Linked DNA regions of Homo sapiens: region 2 is linked to region 1. A link is a loop called in an ENCODE intact Hi-C map of the cell type or tissue named here. Cell type or tissue: tibial artery. All regions are shown on one strand. Links, peaks and the distances in the headings refer to the core of each region. The heading gives the core; the rest is flanking DNA.

Region 1 (7,156 bases), core at 2,279-4,778:
CTCTGTCCTCATGGCACCAATCCCTGGCAATCCTGCAAAGTCACCCCATCTATTAGCTGCCTGCATCATGGCTCCCCGCCGAGCCACCCTCCTGTGTGCCTTGAGGCCCATGGGTCTGCCACCCAAACGGCATAGGGGTCTCCGGCTTGCTTCTACGTGGTGCTGCCTACACCCCCCCTCTCCTGGCCTACAAGACCAGCTGTTAAGGGCAACGAGCCACGGGAAGACACTTTTTGCAGAGCACATTCTAGGTCAAATCTCCCCCTCATTTTGCCGAGGGATTAATGGAAGAAGCCCAGAGTGGGCCAGTGGCTTGTGCAGGACGCCCAGCAGGGCTGAGATCCGTCTACAGCTCTATGCCCCAGAGTGCCTGTCTGTCAAACAGAAAGGGGAACAAGGTCTCCCTCCTGGATACGCCAGCTTCCCAGAGGAGTCGTGGAATGTGCCGCTGCCTTCCGCCTTCCCCAGCCTAGGCGGAACCGCCCCTCGCTTCCCTGCCTTTGACACCCCCTCGCTGCAGCCATTCTGACAGCCGGGGAGGCACAGCAGGCCAGCCCCTCCCAGTCCCCGTTCCACCTGGGGGAGCGGGGAATTGGCACCCCCTCCCTCCCCCCAGTCCCCAGGGGAGGAAGCCGCCTGTCAGGCCGCCACGGCGTGTCAAATCCTCTTGCTGCCTAATTGTGAGACGGCGGCGTTTAAAGAAACGCTTTTCTGGCCGCCTGCCACACCGCAAACTGCTTGGTATAATTTTATTATTAAGGAGAGAGAAAAAGAGGGAGGGGGATTGGAAGAGAGAAGGAGAGAAAAAAGGGGAGAGAGAGAGGAGGAAATTGCTTCGTCCAAGTCAGCTGGTGGAGTATTCTGCTCAACGTGAAAGCGGGGCCGGCTTTCCAGTTGGCAAGCTGACTTCGTTAATTGCGCATTCAGTCTCTACTTAGGGTAATTGAAACGAAGCGGGGCCGGCTCTGACAATTAGGGTCTGCGACTAGGCCATTAACCCTTTCCGCCCCCGCCCCCCGCCTACACCTCAGCACCCCATCGAGGTGGAGGGGGGTCACCGGGCGCCCCGGCCAGGACCAGATCCGGGGCGGGGGCGAGGAGCCCCACGCGAGGCGCTGGACTGCGGCAGCGAGTGCGGGCGCGCGCCCCAGCGCGAGCAGGGTTAACGCGGCGCCTGGAGTCCTGCAGCCCGGCTGGGGCAGAGGGGGACGGGGAGCAGCGCAGGGTGTGTGGGGGTTGTTGCGGCCTCTCCGCCCCTCTGCAACAGATGTTTCAGCCGTGTAAGACAAAGGCAGAGCGCCTGCTGCTGCCGGAGAAAATCCGCAGGACTCCCTCAGGGGCAGGTAAAATTTCACCTTCTATTTGTGTTCCCCCGCCCGCCCCCGCCTTGTTTCCCGGCCTCTGCGCCAATCCGGAAAGCGCACCAAAGACGCCGCGCCGCCGCCTCCGCAGCCCAGCCCGCTGACCCCAGCAAGGTCACGGCAACCTCGGGCTCTGCCGGCAGCGCGCCCGCCAGTTCTCCGCCGGCGAAGGGCGCCCCCCCGTCCCCGCGCCCAGTCCCCTCCCGGGGCGGGCCCGGTCCTCGGTGCCCCGGTCCCCCGGTCCCCGGTCGCTGCAGGCGCCAGGAGAGAGGAAGGGGGCGCTGCACTCGCCATGAGGCGGAGGCGGCCCTGGACGTCCCCGCCTCCCTCTCGCCTGCGCGGGGACCGCGGGGGGCTGCCACCAGCCCCCATCATTCATCTCCCTGATTCTCCCGTAGCCGCCCTCGAAGTCAGCCGAGTGAAGCAGCTGTTCCTTGCACACTCCACTTGACCAAAGATGATGATAAATGAGGCCGGGGCTGCCGCGGGGACGCGGCGGCGGCAAGGGGCGCGCAGGGCGGGGCGTACGGCCTCCGCAGCTCCCTCCCCACGCCTCGGTAAGGGCGAGGACGCGAAGGACAGAGGCCGAGAGCAAAATCTAAGGCCCGTGCTGCCCTCTTGGCGCCCTGAGCAGCCTCGACGGCCGGCGGTGTGGAGAAACCTGACGGAGAGGTGCGCCCGGCTCGCCGGGCCCCAGGCCGAGACCTCTTCCTCCAGGCCGCGGCACAGCCCCGCCCCCGCCCTTCCCCCTCCCTCCCTATCCCTTCTTCTAATGCTTCGGTCCCCACTGGGTCCTCGTCGCCCCCCCAACCCCCCGCCCCCGTGGCTCAAACCTATTAACGCTCGTAAATAATGAATAATGGAGCGCTTCCCTCCAGCCGCGCAAGGCTGCGGGCGGGGGGCCACTGCCAGATGCGCCCGGTCCTGGGGAGGGGGCACCCACCGACCGGGTGCAGAGGGGGCCCGGGCGCGCGGCCCCGCACACGTGCAACCGCGGCGCGCAGGCGGGCACCCCGCCCGGCGGAGGAGGGGGAATCCCGCTCTGCCCTCCCCAACGCCACCTCCCCTGGAGTCCTCTGGCACCGAACGAGGCGAGAGAGCGCGCGCGAGCTTCCCAGCCGGAGAGGGTTATTTTTAACCTGCCCCCCTTTCTATATCTGCCTCTCGGGTTTGCGCGCCCGCCCGCCCGCTCCACCAGCCGAGGACGCGGGCTCCTCACCTCGCTCGGCGGCTCCGGACTCTGAGCGCCTCCCCTGGCCCGCGGCCCCCGCCCCTGCGCGGGCATCGCACGGCTAAATCTCAGCCTGGAAAAGACCGATTAGGAGCCGCGTGCCTTTCTGCGAAATATTGGAACCGGGTGGGATGGGGGCGGGGAGCCCGGCGCTGTCGTCCCTTCGCCTCCCTCTCTCCCTCCCACCCCGCGCGCAGAGTGGCTGCGAGAGGCGGCTCCTGCTCTCCCCCCGCAAAAAGGGGGCGGCCGGCCCGGGGCCCCGAGCCCTCCGTTGGTTTTCGGCCTTCCCTCCTCAACGCCCACCCTTCTTCGGTCATTTACGAAGCTGGGGCTTCTAACACGCAGACCCTCCGGCAGCGGTGGCGCCAAGTGGGGCGCTGCCCCCGCCCCCCATTTCCAGTTCCCTCCCTAAGCCGCTCTAAACAAACACACCATTTAAACAGCAGCGGGCTGGCCGTACCAACAACTTTGAGGCAGACCCCACCCGTGCCTGCGACCGCGCCAGGGGACTGGGAAAGTGCCAGGGGCGCACAGTGGGGACTCCCCGAAGGCAGTTTAGTGCTGCCGTCCCCTTTTCAGGCTCACCCTCCCTTAGACTCACCCAGACCCCTCCCTCCCAGCCCCTTCCCCTGCGGCCAAGCACCCCAGGCCAGCAGCTCAGACTACCCTCCGCCCCCAGTCAGGGAATGAGGCCGCAGGAAGTTCAAGTAGGCTCCCATTACTCTGCTCTCCAAAAGGCCACCCATGCAAACCCCAGCCTGTCCTTCCCCCAAGAGGTGGGGAGCAGCAGAGGAGCTGACTGAGCTCAGAGGCCCCCCTGGGGCTTTGACTGGATCTCTCCCTCACTTGACATTTTGCAGACTGCTCCGTGCCCAATCCTGGAGACCCACAGGCATAGGAACCCGTGAGCACCTCCCTCCTGAAGGAGGTGGGGTAAGACTCCCTGCTGCAGCACAGAGGACGGAAGGTTGGAGGAAGTGGTGGGCTGAGAAAGGAGCAGGGCATTCCAGCCGCCAGGAGCTGCCTAGCTTGGTGGCGGGGAAGAATACCGCCTATTTGGGAACCTGAGATGGAGTTCTCTCTGTGGTTTAGCTAGTCTGGAGGAGACAGGCCTCAAGGGCTGGGCCCCTTCCCCAAGAGGGCAGCCTCTGGTGGGGGGTGGAGATTCCAGCAGAGAGGTAAGAAGCCTGGCAGGTTCCTAGCTCCTGGGAGGGGAGGGGGTGAGGATGCCTGTGGAATACAGATTAAAGACAGCGCTGACTCTGAGTGCTGGGCCCGGGACACTCCTGGGCCTGCCCAGAAAGCAAGGCTGGCCCAGAAGGGGAGAGACAGGGACACAGCCTCCTAAGCAAATGCAGAGCCTAGCATTACAGAGTGGGGGTTCTCAAGGGGCTTCTCCCCCAGCCAGCTAGACACTGGGCATGGACTTCCCTCATATCTGGAAAGGTCTTGATAAGGCTCAGACTGCTGGAGCCGTGTAACTGCAGCACCCTCAAAGGCTGATGCCGTCTGACCCCCTCCTGTGTCCAAGGTGCCTCAATAGATTTTACTTCTCTCAAACTGCCCTTCTGGGAGGTGACATCACCTGTCATTTCACAGACATGCAAACTGAGCTCCAGAGAAGAGAAGGGGGTATTCCAAACTCCAGCCTCTGGGGGCCCTCCCTGGTCCCCCTGTCCTAGGCCCTGAGGGGTGGGACCTCAATCGGGGAGATGCCCGTGGGGCTTTGGTGAATACAGGATACAGGCACCCAGGGGTGAAAGACATGGGCGAGGAGGTCCTGGTTCCCCCTGAAAATTTCAGAAAACTGGTTTTCTTGGGAGAAAAAAAGGGTGGGTGGCCGGGTGCGATGCCTCACGCCTGTAATCCTAGCACTTTGGGAGGCCAAGGTGGGTGGATCACTTGAAGTCAGGAGTTTGAGACCAGCCTGGCAAACATGTTGAAACCCCGTCTCTACTAAAAATATAAAAATTAACTTGACATGGTAGCATGCGCCTGTAATTCCAGCTACTCGGGAGGCTGAGGCATGAGAATTGCTTGAACCTGGGAGGCGGAGGTTGCAGTGAGCCAAGATTGCGCCATTGCACTCCAGCCTGGGGACAAGAGTAAAACTCTTGTCTTAAAAAAAAGCCTGGGTGGAGTGGCTCACTCCTGTAATCCGAGCACTTTGGGAGGCCGAGGCAGGCGGATCATGAGGTCAGGAGATCGAGACCATCCTGGCTAACACGGTGAAACCCCGTCTCTACTAAAAATACAAAAAATTAGCCGGGCGAGGTGGCGGGTGCCTGCAGTCCCAGCTATGCAGGAGGCTGAGGCAGGAGAATGGCGTGAACCCCGGGGGGCGGAGCCTGCAGTGAGCCAAGATCGCGCCACTGCACTCCAGCCTGGGCAAGGGCGAGACTCCGTCTATTAAAAAAAAAAAAAAAAAAAAAGGGTGGGGAGGGGACTAGAGAGAAGTCCCAGGGCCTACCATCACTGATTTCCCGCTACCCACTTGGCCAGGCTACCTACTAAGGGTTTCCATGTGGGGATTTGGCTCCTGGGGCTGCAGAATTATGATAATGAGGCCTAAGTCCACATGGGTCTTGTTCCTTCATCTGTAGACCAAATACAAACCCTATGTAGCCATGTGCCACACTCTTCAACTGTGTGTAGCTACTGTTGTGCTGAAAAAAATTCACTCAGGGCCTAAGAGCTTTGGGCAGTTAAATCCCCCTCCCCGACAACAGACTAACAGGTCCCATTTTGATATCAAGGGCTGGGGTTTCAAGACAGGGAACTGTGGGGCCCACGCTGTCCTGGCCTCCCTGGAGGCCTGGCTGCTCTCATGCCAGGAAGGGAGCTTCCATTTACTACGGGCCTAGGATGGCCGCCCCGCTGCCCCCAGCGCTCCCTGGGTGGGTGCGGATCCTGGCCAGTCCCCCAGACACGCAGTCTGCTGACCAGAAGCAGCGACCTTCGGGGAGAGCCAGCCACCAGCCAGCCACTGCTCCAGAGGCAGGCCTGGGGCCACCCGGGAGGCTTTCCTCACCACGGAAAATATTTGCCTTTGGTTGTCGGCTGATGCCTTGTCTTGTGTCTGAATGGACAACTGGCTGATTTCTCTCTCTTTGGAACAGCCATGAAATGCGAAGGTGTTTAAGAGTAAAAACCAGGCGAGGGCAACTGGGCCTGGCGTCCAGCTGTTTTGAACAACACTCTTGTTTTTCTCCCAGAGTGAACAGAATACTTTCTGCGGTTCAGAATACTCTGTGCACTGGCCCCTCTTCCCAGGCCCCGCCCCAGCCCCCTCAGGCCTCACCTCCAGCTGCTGCAGACCATTCCAGAACTCCCTCCCTCTTGGCTTCTAGTCACTCAGCATCTGGGGGAGAGAGCCTCTTCCAGCTGTACATAGCTAGCTTGGCCTGGCCCCAGAACTGCTGTGTTCTGGAAAGTTGTAGGAGAATCCCTCTTGGCGGGCTCTCCAGCATGGAGAATCGCAGGCCTCTGCTCCGGAAAGGGAGGCTTTTGAGAGGTCAGATTCACCACAGCCAGACCAATGAACTGTGAGGGCTCATAGGGGCTGGGGCTCCGGTTTCAGGGGTGAGAGGAGCCACCATCTGCCCCCATGCCCACTCTGATTGTAAATGGCTAGACTCTGGTGCCGGGGTCAGCTCTGGATTCATATCCCAGCTCCTGCATATGTATATGCTGGGTGACCTTGGGCAGTTTACTTAACCTCTCTGTGCTTTGTGTGCCTAAGCTGCAAGATACTCTAAATTAAACAGCAAACTTTCAGTGCTGTTGTGGGACGAAATGGGATAATGTGCTTGGTAGCTGGCAGGGGCTCAATAAAAGGTAGCAACTTCCAGGGCCACCAGTTCATGGGGAGCCAGGTCCAAGTCTTGTACTTTCTATGCCTCCCAGGGAGCCACGTATGTCTGCGACAGAGCTGGGGAGGACATTCTGGGGCTGAGGGTTGAGGTCTGCCCATAGAGCAGCGGCCTGTACCTGCAGGCAGGTAGAGTATCATCCTGGCTGAGTCTCAGTGCTCCTCAAACATTAAAGTGTACATCCTGGTGAGACGCAGATTTTGATGCAGCGGGTCAGGTGGGACAGGGGTTCTGCAGCTGTAAGGAACTCCCAGGTCAAGCCAGTGTGGCAGGTCTGTGACCGCAGCTGGTACGGCAAGATCTCAGCCCTGGAAGACTCTGGGTTCTGCTGAGGCTGGGCTCAGAGAGAGAATACAAGTTTTGTCCTGTCCAAGGAGCACCCTCCAGGATTTCAGGACAAGGCTCTGGCTCTGTGTCCCCAAGCCCTCAGTCTCAGAGCTTGGGTCCTGCAGTGGCCTGGGCAACCCTCCGGACTCTCCATTCAGCATTTGTTCCTGACAGCAGTGCACGGATAAAGAGCAGTTTCATGCTGCTGAACTTGCAATCACTTCAAGGCCTGGGCCCCTCTGGGCCTCAGTTTCCCCACTGGCACAGTGGGAAGCTGGGATAAGCTAATCCCACCCTTTCCCCTTGGTAATTCCCCACATTGCTCTTCCCTTCCCTTCATCCCTTCCCAAAACACAGGTCTGAGG
Region 2 (7,156 bases), core at 2,864-5,363, 310 kb before region 1:
GCAGTGAGAGCTTGTGTCAGAACTCCACCCTGCCATTAGTGGGGCCATTTTACTTTGGAAAAGTTAGTCTTCTTGTGCATCAGTTTCTTAATCTGCAAATAGGGTTATTAACAGTAGTAACTTCTTAGGCAGATTTCTTTTTTTTTCTTTTTGAGATGGAGTCTCACTGTATCGCCCAGGCTGGAGTGCTGTGGTGTGATCTCAGCTCATTGCAACCTCTGCCACCAGGGTTCAAGAGATTCTCCTACCTCAGCCTCCCAAGTAGCTGGGACTACAGGCACACGCCACCATGCCCAGCTAATTTTTTGTATTTTTAATGGAGATGGGGTTTCTCCATGTTGGTCAGTCTGGTCTCGAACTCTCGACGTCAGGTGATCCGCCCGCCTTGGCCTCCCAAAATGCTGGAATTACAGGTGTGAGCCACCAACAAAGTCTCACTGGTGTCACCCCGGTTGGAGTGCAGTGGTGCGATCTCAGCTCACTACAACCTCCACCTCCTGGGTTCAAGAGATTCTCCTGCCTCCGCCTCCCGAGTAGCTGGGACTACAGGCTGGTGCCACCATGCCTGGCTAATTTTTGTATTTTTAGTAGAGACGGGGTTTCACCGTGTCGCCCAGGTTGGTCTCAAACTCCTGACCTCAAGTGATCCACCCACCTCGGCCTCCCAAAGTGCTGGGATTACAGGCGTGAGCCACTGTGCCTGACCATACTTCAGCAGATTTTTGATGGTGGAATAATGGAGAAGTCTTACAGAAAGCACTAAGAACATCGCTTAGCATACAGTAAGCACCCAATAAAAGTTGGCTATAATCTACAGTAAATTCCGCCCTTCCCCAGACTGCTTCCTGCCTCATGAGCAGGTTTACTGTCTTCTCGACTCTGAAAATGATCTTATTTCTTTACTTCCCTGACTCCGATAGGTCAGGAAATGGGACTGGATCCCCAGCCTCCAGCACAGGGCCCAGGCACACAGGAAATATTTTACCAAGTGAATCAGTGAATTGATAGCAGTAAGAAATGGTCAAGAATGGGTTCTGCAGCTGGGCATGGTGGCTCATGCCTGTAATCCCAGCACTTTGGGGAAGCTGAGAAGGGAGGACTGCTTGAGGCTGGGAGTTCAAGACTACCCTGGGCAACATAGTGAGACCGTGCCTCTACAAAAAACATAAAAATTGGCCGGGTGGGGTGGCTCACACCTGTAATCCCAACACTTTGGGGAAGCTGAGAAGGGAGGACTGCTTGAGGCTGGGAGTTCAAGACTACCCTGGGCAACATAGTGAGACCGTGCCTCTACAAAAAACATAAAAATTGGCCGGGTGGGGTGGCTCACGCCTGTAATCCCAGCACTTTGGGAAGCCGAGGTGGGCGGATCAACTGAGGTCCGGAGTCCGAAACCAGCCTGACCAACATGGAGAAACCTTGTCTCTACTAAAGACACAAAATTAGCTGGGCGTTGTGGCACACACCTGGGAGACTGAGGCAGGAGAATCCCTTGAACCTGGGAGGCGGAGGTTGCGGTGAGCCGAGATTGCACCATTGCACTCCAGCCTGGGCAACAAGAGTGAAACTCCATCTCAAAAAAAAAAAAAAAAAAAAAAAAAAATATATATATATATATATATATATATATATATATATATAAATTAGCCCGGTGTGGTGGTGCACACCTGTAGTCCCAGCTACTCAAGAGGTGGAGGTGGAAGGATTGCTCGAATGCAGGAGTTTGAAGTTACAGTGAGCTATGATCACACCACTGCACTCCAGCACTCCAGCCTGGGCAACAGAGCAAGACTGTCTCAAAAAAAAAAAAAAAAAAAAAAAAGGATTCAGTGTCAGTCAGGTACACATGGCCCTTCCTGTCATCCCAGCTCCTAAAATTCTGAGCATCTCTGAAGGGAGGGACTAGGTCTTAATCACCTTTATATCTCCTTTGTCTACTACTGCCAAAGTGGCAGCATCTCTAGCCTCCCTGTGACTTTCCTTGGGTCTTATGGGTAATATGGAATATTACAGCAGCCAGAGGGAACTTTCAAGACAGAAGTCAGAATAGCCCCTCCCCTGCTTAACACCCTGCACCAGCTCCCACTGCCTTAGAACACAACCCAGAGTCTTTCCCATGACCTATGGCTCTGCATGATCAACCCCCTCCTGTCCCATCACTGCACCCCAGCCCCAGTCCTGTTGACCTGTAAACAGCCAAGTTTGTTCCTGCCTCAGGGCCTTTGCACTAGCTGCTCTTTCTGCCAGGAACCCTCTTCCCCCAGATGTTTGCGTGACCGGTTCCTTCTTTTCAATCAGGTCTTAGTTCAAATGCCCCATCCTCATGGTGGTCTTCTCTATCACTCCACCTAAGCAGACCCAATCCCCAGTCCCTCCCCACCCCCAATATTCTGCTGTATCACCCTGGTTTGTCTTCATAGCACATATTGCTGGCTGACATTATCTTATTTATTTGATTTCTAGTTTTCAGACCGTCAACTAGAAGATCAGATCCAAGGGCTGGGATATGCCTGCTGTGTTCACTGCTTTAACCACAGTGCCTAGCACATAGTAAAGGCTCAGGAAAGATCGGCCAGGCACGGTGGCTCATGCCTGTAATCCCAGCACTTTGGGAGGCCGAGGCGGGTGGATCACCTGAGGTCAGGAGTTTGAGACCAGCCTGGACGACATGGCAAAACCCCCTCTCTACTAAAAAAATACAAAAATTAGCCGGGTGTGGTGGCACGTGCCTGTAATCCCAGCTATTTGGAGGCTGAGGCAGGAGAATCGCTTGAACCTGGGAGGCAGAGGTTGCAGTGAGCCCAGATGGCACCACTGCACTCTAGCCTGGGTGACAGAACAAGACTGTCTCAAACAAACAAACAAAAAAGATTTACAGAAGGAATGAGTCATAGAGGGCCCTCAACTCCTTGGCCTTCAAACCTAAATGGAACCAAGGGAGGGCAGACACTGGGACCAGCTATCTAGTGTTGCTTGCTTCCTGCTCCCACAAGCCTGAATGGCTAGCCACTAGCCTGGCCAATTGCATCTCCCATTACTCTTCCATAACCCCCTTCTGATCTAGATTGTTCTCACTGTCCCATGAACATACCATGCTCACTCCCATGTCTTTGTCTCAGCAGTGGCCCCCACCTGGGATACCCTTCCAACAACCAGCTCAAGTCCCACTTTGTCCTGGTGTCATCGTTCTCTCCTCACCTCTCTTCTGTGAGCTCCTCCAGCCCTTACATTCTAAAGTCCAGATTTGAGGCTTCATTATGTATTATCTATGTTGGGGTGTTTACTTTAAATACTGAGTGCTCACCATGTGCCCAGTGCTTTGTAAAGGCCATCTAATTTAACTCAGCTGTGTACTAAGATGGAGCAGGGGAGTATTACCCCATTTACAGATGAGGACACTGAGACTCCAAGAAATGAAGTGACTTTCCAATGTTTTACAGAAGGTACGTGGTGGACCTGGGGCTCAAACCCAGGCCTTCCAGACTCCAGAGTCCTGATTCCCTTGCTCCAATGGGCTCTCAGCTGCTGGGTGAGGCTGTTCCTGAGAGGTCTCCTCTTGCACTTCCCAAAACAACAGAGTAGACCCAGGCCCCAGGCCCAGCCATCAGGAGACTGAGGTTTGAACCCCAGCTCCGCCTCTCTCTGGGTCAGATGCTTGCTCTGTGAGCTGGGACTACTCTACTCGGGCACACGGTCTGGGACTGACCAGATCTCTTGGGGTACGTTTGCAGTCAGACCTGGGCGTGAGACCCGCTCCCGCCTGGCCCTGCCTTGGGCGCGCAGGGCGGCCTCGGCACTTGTCTGGCAACTTCTCCGCGGCCTCGGATCTTGCCCCAGCATTACTGCTGGAGTTGTTCCCCCATTTTACAGACAGGAAAACTGAGGCAGGCAGAAAGGAAGGCCCCGCCCGGCCGGCCCTCACCCTTGTTCTTCTGTGTCCGAGCGATCTCCTTCTCGATCTCCGAGATCTTCTCTAAGATCCCCATGGTAGCAGCAGAGGTGGGCGCACAGACAGCGGTGGCGGCGGCACCGGCAATTCCGGTCTGACGGCGGCGACAGAGTAGCGTGCGCCCGGAAGCCAAAGAGAACAGCGTTCTCGTGGGCGCCTGGTGCTCCAGGATTCAGAGTCCGGGCGAGCCAAGTGCCAGACACTATCGGTTCCGCCCGCTGGGCCGGCCAGGCTGCGGACCTCTGGAAAGAGCCGGGGCGGGGCCGGGCCATGCTGTACTGGCCCACGGCTGCGGCTGGCAGGAGCAAGCAAGGAAGAGAGGGAATCTGCCCGTGTTGAACTCTGAACTGCGGGTCCCTGAGCGCAGCTGACTGGCAGTGTAAGGAAAAGGGGCTGAGCCGAAAGCCTAGTGGCTTTCATTTTATACTATAAATGGAGGTGTCCAATCTTTTGGCTTCTCTGGGCCACATTGGAAGAATTGTCTTGGGCCACACGTAAAATACACCAACACTAACGATAGCTGATGAGCTTAAAAAAAAATCGCCAAAAAAACCCTCAATGTTTTGGCCGGGCGCGGTGGCTCACGCCTGTAATCCCAGCACTTTGGAAGGCCGAGACGGGCGGATCACCTGAGGTTGGGAGTTCGAGACCAGCCTGACCAACATGGAGAAACCCATGTCTACTAAAAATACAAAATTAGCCGGGCGTGGTGGCGCGCGCCTATAATCCCAGCTACTGGGAAGGCTGAGGCAGGAGAATTGCTTGAACCCGGGAGGCGGAGGTTGCGGTGAGTGGAGATTGCGCGCCATTGCACTCCAGCCTGGGCAACAAGAGCGAAACTCCATCTCAAAAAACAAACAAACAAAAAACCTCAGTTTTTTTTTCTTTGTTTTAGTTTTGTTTTTTTGAGACGGAGTCTCACTTTGTCATCCAGGCTGTAGTTCAGTGGTGTGATCTTGGCTCACCGCAACCTCCGACTCCTGGGTTCAAGTGATTCTCCTGCCTCAGCCTCCCAAGTAGTTGGGATTACAGGCGCGTGCCACCACACTCGGCTAATTTTTGTATTTTTAGTAGAGACGAGGTTTCACCATGTTGGCCAGGCTGGTCACGAACTCCTGACCTCAAGTGATCTGCCTGCCTCAGCCTCACAAAGTGCTGGGATTACAGGCGTGAGCCGCTGTGCCCTGCCTAAATTTCATAATGTTTTAAGAAAGTTTACGAATTTGTGTTTGGCCACATTCAAAGTGGTCCTGGGCCACATGTGGCTGCAGACCTCAGGTGGGACAAGCTTGAAGAGGTTCAAAATGGATCCCCAAGATGCTGCCACTGCACTCCAGCATGGGCAACAGAGCGAGAACCTGTCTCAAGAAAAAAAAAGTGGATCCCCATACCACCTTTTTTTTTTTTTTTTTTTTTTTGAGACAGGGTCTCACTTGATCACCCAGGCTGGTGTGCAGTGGCGTGATCACAGCTCACTGCAGCCTCGACCTCCCAGGCTCAGGTGATCCTCCCTCCTCAGTCTGGGAGAAAATCAGCCACCGCGCCTGGCTGATTTTTGTATTATGTTGTAGAGATGGAGTTTCACCATTGTTGCCCAGTCTGGTCTTGAACTTCTGAGCTCAAGGAATCTGCCAGCCTTGGCCTCCCAGAGTTCTGAGATTACAGGCATGAGCCACTGCACCTGCCCCCCATACCACCTTAACGCAGTACTCCAACTCAGGATCACCTACCATCAGATGCCTCCTGATACGAAGCAGTGTAAAGTAGACAGCATCTCGTGACATTTTTTCTTAGACAGGCTCTCCCTCTATTGCCTAGGCTAGAGTGCAGTGGCGTGACTACAGCTCACTGCAACCTCAACCTTCCAGGCTCAAGTGATCCTCCCACCTCAGCCTCCTGAGTAATTGTGACTATAGGCCCGAACCATCATGCCTGGCTAATTAAAAAAAATTTTTTTTTGTAGAGATGGGGTTTCACTATGTTGCCCAGGCTGCTCCTGAACTCCTGGTCTCAAGCAGTCCTCCCACCTCGGCCTCCCAAGGTGCTAGGATTACAGGCATGAGCCACCTCATCTGGCTGACAGCATCTCTTATGTAGAATTCTTGCCAAAAATACTGTAACTGAGTTTAGGCATGAGGAAACATCAGATAAATGTAGAAAGTGGAACATTTTATAAGGCAATTGGCCTTGGTTCATCAAAATTGTCAATGACAGTGGCCAGGGGGTAAGTAGGGAGATTGTTCTAAATGAAAAAATGTTACGTGTGTGGAACTTGTCCAGATTCTGGTTGAAATTTTTATTTTATTTAAATTTATATATTTTTTTCTTTTTTTTTTTTTTTGAGACGGAGTCTCTCTCTGTTGCCCAGGCTGGAGTGCAGTGGCGCGATCTTGGCTCACTGCAAGCTCCATCTCCCGGGTTCACGCCATTCTCCTGCCTCAGCCTCCCGAGTAGCTGGGACTACAGGCGCCCGCCACCACACCCGGCTAATTTTTTGTATTTTTAGTAGAGACGGGGTTTCACCGTGCTAGCCAGGATGGTGTCGATCTCCTGACCTCGTGATCCGTCCGCCTTGGCCTCCCAAAGTGCTGGGATTACAGGCGTGAGCCACCGCGCCTGGCTATCTTTTTTTCTTTTTTTGAGACGCAGTCTCACTCCGTCGCCCAGGCTGGAGTGCAGTGGCACAATCTCGGCTCACTGCAAACCTCCGCCTCCCGGGTTCGAGCGATTCTCCTGCCTCAGCCTCCTGAGTTGCTGGGACTACAGGCGCCTGCCACCATGCCCGGCTAATTTTTTGTATTTTTAGTAGAGATGGGGTTTCACCATGTTAGCCAGGATGGTCTCAATCTCCTGACCTCGTGATCCGCCCGCCTCGGCCTCCCAAAGTGCTGGGATTACAGGCTATTTTTCTTTTTTTAGAGATGGGGTGTCTCTCTATCACCCAGGCTGGAGTGTAGTGTTATGATCATGGCTGACTGCAGCCTTGAACTCCTGGGCTCAAGTGATCCTCCAGCCTCAACCTCCCAAGTAGCTAGGACTACAGGCACATGCTACCATGGCCAGTTAATTCTGGTTGAAAAATTTAAAAGCACCTATAAAAAGACATTCTGGGCCAGGCGCAGAGGCTCACACCTGTAATCCTATCATTTTGGGAGGCCCAGGTGGGTGGATCACCTGAGGTCAGGAGTTCAAGACCAGCCTGGCCAA

The links. Peaks named below come from ENCODE experiments on the same cell type or tissue, not always from the same donor. Only the 100,000 strongest peaks of a DNase experiment are listed, where the experiment ranks them.
Region 2: it touches region 1 in a loop (7-fold over the local background); 3 of 110 quality-filtered maps call a loop at or near these places.

Annotation. Positions count from the first base shown.
Region 1 is chr17:17,777,640-17,784,795 of GRCh38, reverse strand. The region is part of intron 2 of RAI1 (retinoic acid induced 1); the gene reads right to left. It overlaps LOC124903942 (a long non-coding RNA gene), which reads left to right and starts at 1,252. Exons shown (of 2, transcript XR_007065649.1): 1 at 1,252-1,343. It overlaps SMCR5 (Smith-Magenis syndrome chromosome region, candidate 5), which reads left to right and starts at 5,267. Exons shown (of 1, transcript NR_024007.1): 1 at 5,267-7,156. RefSeq lists enhancers at 1-229, 230-770, 1,736-2,236, 3,372-4,261, 5,151-6,040 and silencers at 895-1,164, 1,495-1,694, 1,815-2,064. In tibial artery, for the core only: a CTCF peak has its summit at 3,624; DNase peaks (open chromatin) are centred at 2,504 and 3,384; H3K4me3 peaks cover 1,140 bases; H3K27ac peaks cover 2,305 bases.
Region 2 is chr17:18,084,854-18,092,009 of GRCh38, reverse strand. It overlaps DRG2 (developmentally regulated GTP binding protein 2), which reads right to left and starts at 4,062. Exons shown (of 13, transcript NM_001388.5): 1 at 3,923-4,062. The coding sequence starts at 3,986. RefSeq lists enhancers at 3,178-3,677, 3,635-3,684, 3,735-4,054, 3,678-4,179, 4,245-4,404. In tibial artery, for the core only: no CTCF peak of the experiment used is centred there; a DNase peak (open chromatin) is centred at 4,229; H3K4me3 peaks cover 1,887 bases; H3K27ac peaks cover 1,972 bases.